Regions from separate parts of the Homo sapiens genome. Here region 2 is linked to region 1. A link is a loop called in an ENCODE intact Hi-C map of the cell type or tissue named here. Cell type or tissue: PC-3. All regions are shown on one strand. Links, peaks and the distances in the headings refer to the core of each region. The heading gives the core; the rest is flanking DNA. Region 1 overlaps STAC (SH3 and cysteine rich domain). Region 2 overlaps STAC (SH3 and cysteine rich domain).

What was found. Hi-C counts contacts between places; a loop is a spot of excess contacts. Peaks named below come from ENCODE experiments on the same cell type or tissue, not always from the same donor. Only the 100,000 strongest peaks of a DNase experiment are listed, where the experiment ranks them.
Region 2: a loop joins it to region 1, with 5 times the contacts of the local background. A loop is called at or near these places in 4 of 110 quality-filtered maps.

What each region holds. Positions count from the first base shown.
Region 1 is chr3:36,539,512-36,542,431 of GRCh38, reverse strand. All of the region lies in intron 10 of STAC (SH3 and cysteine rich domain), which reads right to left. Among named protein-coding and RNA genes, the nearest start is that of STAC, 160 kb to the right of the region's middle. In PC-3, for the core only: CTCF peaks have their summits at 1,113 and 1,332 (motif pointing right); a DNase peak (open chromatin) is centred at 1,341.
Region 2 is chr3:36,415,565-36,418,484 of GRCh38, reverse strand. All of the region lies in intron 1 of STAC (SH3 and cysteine rich domain), which reads right to left. The region is part of intron 2 of LOC124906227 (a long non-coding RNA gene); the gene reads left to right. Among named protein-coding and RNA genes, the nearest start is that of STAC, 37 kb to the right of the region's middle. In PC-3, for the core only: no CTCF peak of the experiment used is centred there; a DNase peak (open chromatin) is centred at 1,634; H3K4me3 peaks cover 413 bases; H3K27ac peaks cover 1,982 bases.

The sequences.
Region 1 (2,920 bases), core at 331-2,830:
AAAATCTGTCAGAGCCTAGAGTATGCAGGAAATGCAAGCCACGCTAAATTCTGCTAAGACCTTTGGCTGACCTTCTGATCTGTCTCATGGACTAGAATTGGGCCACAAGCAAACCACTAAAGTCATCACCGACAAGGAGAATGGGATCAATTCAGTTAGCATTGCCTGAGTCATTTAAGATATAGGTGGACAACAGAACAAAATCAGGGCTCTGCAGCATGGGAAAAGGGCAAACAGGTGTTAAAAGGTTTTAATTGGAGGAATAAGGTGATCAGATTTATTTAAAACAATTCTTTCTATTCTCCTTTCCCCTCCCTTCTCTTCCCTTCCCTTTCCTCTTCTCCTCTCCCCTACCCTTGACTTTCCTCCTTTCCCTTCCCATCTTTATCTGTCCTGTTTTTTTCTCCTGCCACCCATTCTCTCTCCATCCTTCCTCCCTCTCTCTAACATAAAGAGACTTCCTGAAAGCTGGACAAATTTTCTTCCCATACTGATAAATCCTGACCTGACCAGCCAGCTTGTTGACATGAGCATCATGTATGCAGCAGTGGTAAGCTGGATGTCCCAACACCAAGGTAAGTGCAGCATATGCAGAGCAGAGGCACCTCACATACACAGCATCCCATCTCTAGCCAGCCCAGCACATACCTAACCATGTAGCTCAGCTATGGCCAGCTCCTCAGCATCTCTCAGAAACTTTGCTTTCCTAGTATGGGACACAGGCAGTTTACGGTCTTCTGGATTCGAATGCCTTACTCAATTTCCTCCCAATCTCATTCTCCAGAGCCTAGACTCTTTAATGGCTTGGAGGTCCTTGCTTTGGAGTTAAATGTTAACATTCAGTGTTCCATCTTTGATATTTTAGACTCCTGATCACACATCCATGTCCTCTACATTGGTTTTTGAATTTTGTGGAAACTGAGCTGGAGCCAGACTAATTCACTCACCATTTCAGCTGGGCAACCTTAGTTCTGCATCAATCACTCACTGTTCTAGGATAACTAAAACCTTGAGGCAAACACTGATGATTGGTACTCATGGTCATTTCTGTCGTTTTCCCACGAAGCAGAGTCCTGCCTTTCATTCTGTTGCCCATCCCTATCCTATGTGACTTAGGTAAATTTAATTGATCCAAGTCCTGTTTCTGTCCTCCTTGTTAGTGATTCTTAGTGGTTTACATAGAACTTAGTTCCAGCCAATGAAGCAAGATGAAATACCTGCTAGGGAAACTCTGGGAAAGTTTTTTTTTTCTTCCCCCCTATTAAAAGAGATGCCTTAGGAAGAAAATCTTTCTTTGTCTGGAAGGATTCCTGGAGTGGCTGCAGCCATCTGTGACCACTAGGGGACGTAGCTATCATTTCAAGGATAGCTTAGCAGAAATGTGGAAGAATTTGGTTCTCTGACCAGAGGATCAAGCCACTGAATTATCAACCCAAGAACTGACCTCTATCAGACTCTTTATTATAGGAGTAAAATAGACCCTTTAAGTTTGAGTTTGATTTTTGTAACTTGAGATGTTTATTCATTTGCTATTACTGTTGTAACAAATCACCACAAATTTAGAAGCCTTAAACAACACCATTTATTATATCACAGTTTTGTAGGTCTAGCGGACTTGGCTGGTTTTCTCTGCTCTGGGTTTTATAAGGCCAAAATCACGGAGTCAAAAGGGCTCTATTCCTTCCTTTCTTTGCTTTTTCTATAGGGGATTATTTAATTTTAGGCTCATTTAGGATGTTGCTGCGTTCAGCTCCCTGTGGCTGGAGGACTGAGATGCCTGTTTCCAGCTTCTAGAGGCCACCCTCATCCTCTGGCTTGTGGTCCCCTTTCTCCATCTTCACATCCATTAATGGTAGGCTGAGTCTTTCTCATACTTTATCTCTCTTTGACTTACACTTTTACCTCATTTTTCATCTGTCCTCTTCTGCTGCATCTCCCTGACTCTAGCCAGATACATTTCTCTGTTCTTAAGGGCTCAAGTGATTAGATTTGGTCCACCTAGACAATCTAGGGTATCTCCCTATCCCAGAGTCCATAACCTTCATCACATCTGCAAAGTCCCTTTTGTGTAAACTCTGGATTAGTTTCCTGTTGTTGCTACAATAAATTACCCCAAATTTGGTGGCTTATAACAACACAAATTTATTATCTTACAGTTCTAGGGTTCAGAAGTCCTAAGAACAAGGTGCTGGCAGGGCTGCATTCTTTCTAGAGGCTCTAAGAGAGAGTCTGTTTCCTTGTCTTTTCCAGCTCTAGAGGTCATCACCTATATTCCTTGGCTCACAGCTCCTTCCTTCACCTTCAAGGCCAGGAGCATAGCATCTTCAAATCTCTCTCTCTCTCTGACCCCGGCTTCCATCATCACATCTCCTTCTCTGACGCTGGCCCTCCTGTCTCCCTCTTCTAAGAATCTCTGTGATTACACTGGGCTCACCCTGATAATCCAGATAATCTACTGGTCACAAAATCTTTAACTTAATCACATCTACAAAATTCCTTTTGTCATATAAAGTAACATATTCCAAGTTTTGGAGGTTAGGACCCGGGCATCTTTGGGGAGTTGTTATTCTGCCTACCACAGGATAAAAGGACCAAGACTATTACAATAAAACATTTTAAAAATTACAGAAAATATGCATGTATGTCTCAGAGTTCTCCTTTCAGACATACTGAATGCAGTAGGTTGAAGGAAGACTTGGCCTCAGTGTTATAAGGAGAAAATATCTCGAGGTAAAGAGATGATGCAATGAGACACAAAGAAAACATGCTGTATAGCAAAGGCATAGATTCAACCTAAATGCCCATCAATGGTAGACTGGATAAAGAAAATATATGTACCCCAAATCTGGGGTACATATACACCATGGAATACTAAGCAGCCATAAAACAACAAGATCATGTCCTTTGCAGGGATATGGAT
Region 2 (2,920 bases), core at 114-2,613, 120 kb after region 1:
AAGCCACATTCTATTAGCACAGAACTGTGGAATCATTTAATAACCCAAAGGCAAACATTAAAACACCTAAACAACTGGAAATTAATCCTCACCTCTCATTAGCATGTATGCATGCACACACACATCCTCTTCTGTTTCAGGGTATTAAAAAATAGTTATGAAAATAATAAGTGTAAAAACTTTAAGAGATACAATCATAGTTGTATTTAAGAGTAACTTCAAAGCCATTAAAGAGTTCATTGTTACAAAGGAAATAGTGCATATTGATGAAGCAAGAAGCAACTAAAAAATTATAAAAAGAAAAACAAAGGAAGGCCTAAGAAATCAGGAGAGATACCGAAAAATCATAAAATAGATAAATCAAAGAACTAGTTTATTGAAAAAAATGTTAAAATAGAAAAATTTACTTAGTCTAATCAATAGGAAAAGAAAATATCCCACTAAAACAAAATTTAGAATAAGAAAGGTGGTATAACCACAAATGCAAATGATTTGAGAACCTTCACTCATATACTTGAATATTTGGCCTTAAAAAATAACCTCTCTAGGAAAATGTAAATTGCTAAAATTAATTTAAAAATGAAAGAATAGCTGATTAGCTTAAACATCAAAGAAAATATGGAAAATGATTTTTAAATAATTATCTGCAAAGGAATGGCTGGACTGGTTTTTTATGGGCAAGTTTCTCCAAAATGTTAAGGAACACATAAATTCTATAATACATAATCTGTCCCATAGCATAGATCCAATTCATCTTTTTTCAAACCTATACTATTCCCTTGCTGGAACCCGGTGAAGAGAATGTGAACAGAAATATAGAAACATCCACATTCTACAAACCAATTTCCTTTCTAAATACAAAGAGAAACTTTAAGTAAAATACTAGGAAACCAAATAAATATGTTTTTCAATTATATTCTGTGGTCAAATAGGGTTTATTCTAGGAACAAAGACTATTATTTACATTGTTCTGAGAACTCTGGCTGTAAACCGTAAAGCAAACAATAGAAAAATTTATATACGTGTGTGTGTGTTTGTGTGAGTGTTTGTGTGTGTATAAGTACACTGGACTGTAAGAAGAGTGAACATAAACTATGCTGATTCCCCTGAATCCATTCCTGGATGTGCTACATAGACAGGAAGAAGGTTGAAGGCTCCAAGGACACAGGAAAAGAGAGACACTACTAGGCCTTTGGGTTCCATTTATATGGGAAAAACATCTTAAACTTAGAAGAGAGCTGAGCACCATGGCATACACAGGGTATCATGTTTTAAGGAGGGCCCTTCCCTCTCCTACATGGCTTTAGGAAGTTCATTGCCTCCTACACTCTTGTCCATGCAGAGCATTTATGCAGCAATGCCAGTTTGGGGCACACTGGAGGCTGTGGGGCCGCAGAGAATCTTTGGATGCCTGGTGCCATGGGGGGCAGATATATCAGGAGTAGGCCAAAGACCTGCCCCAAAGTTCTCCCTGGCCAAAAAAAAGTGCCTAATGTGAAAATGCAGGGAAGTTTCCTGAAAAGCAGCATTACTTGGTTGGGTGATGGGGGTTATAAACAGGGAGTGGTTGAATCCAGGTAACAGTACCAGAGGAAGCCTGCTCTTTGGTGCATTACTCACTCCTCAAATAAGAGCAAGGGACATGCTCAATGGCTTGTGCTTTTGCTTCCCTGACCACATACAAATTACCAGCCAAGGCAGCAAATACTCCCAGGGGAATATAGCCCTCAGGAAAAAATAACATGGCATAGAGAAGACAATGATTGGGCCAGAATAGAATATAAACTTAATATATGCATAATACATATCCTAAAGAATTAAGGGGCAATGTCAGAGGCATGATGCAAGAATAAGCAATCTTTCACAGGGAACCGACTGGAGATGATGGGCATAAAAAATACAAGACTTGATATAAAGAGCCCAAGAGAAGGACTGAATAGCAGCAAGGATAACTTTGTGCAGATGATTAAAATGTTTTATTAAAGTGTATATAAAGAGACCTGAATAATAGGAAGGTATACCATGTTTATGAATGATATACCAGAGTGCAGTGGCAAGCTCATGGCTCACTGAAGCCTCAAACTCATGGGCTCAAGCAATCCTCCCACCTCAGCCTCCTAAGTAGCTGGGACTACAGGCATGTGCCACCATGGTTGGCTAATTTTAAGAAAAATTTTGGAGATACCATGTCTCACTATGTTTCCCAGGCTGGTCTTGAAGTCCTGGGCTCAAGTGATCCTCCCACACCAGCTTCCAGAGTAGCTAAGATTATAGGCATGAGCCACCATGCTTGGCCTGACTAACATTTTTAGTAAGTCAATTCTTTCCAAGTTACTATAAAAATTAAAAGTAATTCCCAAAGGATACTGAACAAATTAACATCTGCAATAAAAATTATATTACAGAATAAAGGAACCAGAATAAAGAGCCAACGTCCTATTTAGAAAGAGGAGCAAAGAGAGTAATAGCCCAACTAGATTTTAAGACATACTAGAAAGCCACAAGAATGTTAAAAATACATGATACTTATTTTTAATAAATAGATATTTATAAAATACCATATACAACCATATATATCAATGGAATTGAATGTAAACATAGAACTCCGAAACAGATGGGTGAGTGCATGTAGAATTTTGTGAATATCAGAATGGTTTAGGACAAATTGGATTCCTTCTTCTCCTTGTGTCACACACAAATTTACAGTTGAGTTAAATATCTAGGGCGGTTCCAAGATGGCCAAATAGGAACAGCTCCAATCTACAGCTCCCAACGTGAGCGACGCAGAAGATGGGTGATTTCTGCATTTCCAACTGAGGTACCGGGTTCCTCTCACTGGGGCTTGTCAGACAGTGGGTGCCGGACAGTGGGTGCAGTGCACCAACGGTGAGCCGAAGCAGGGGGTCAGGGAATTCCCTTT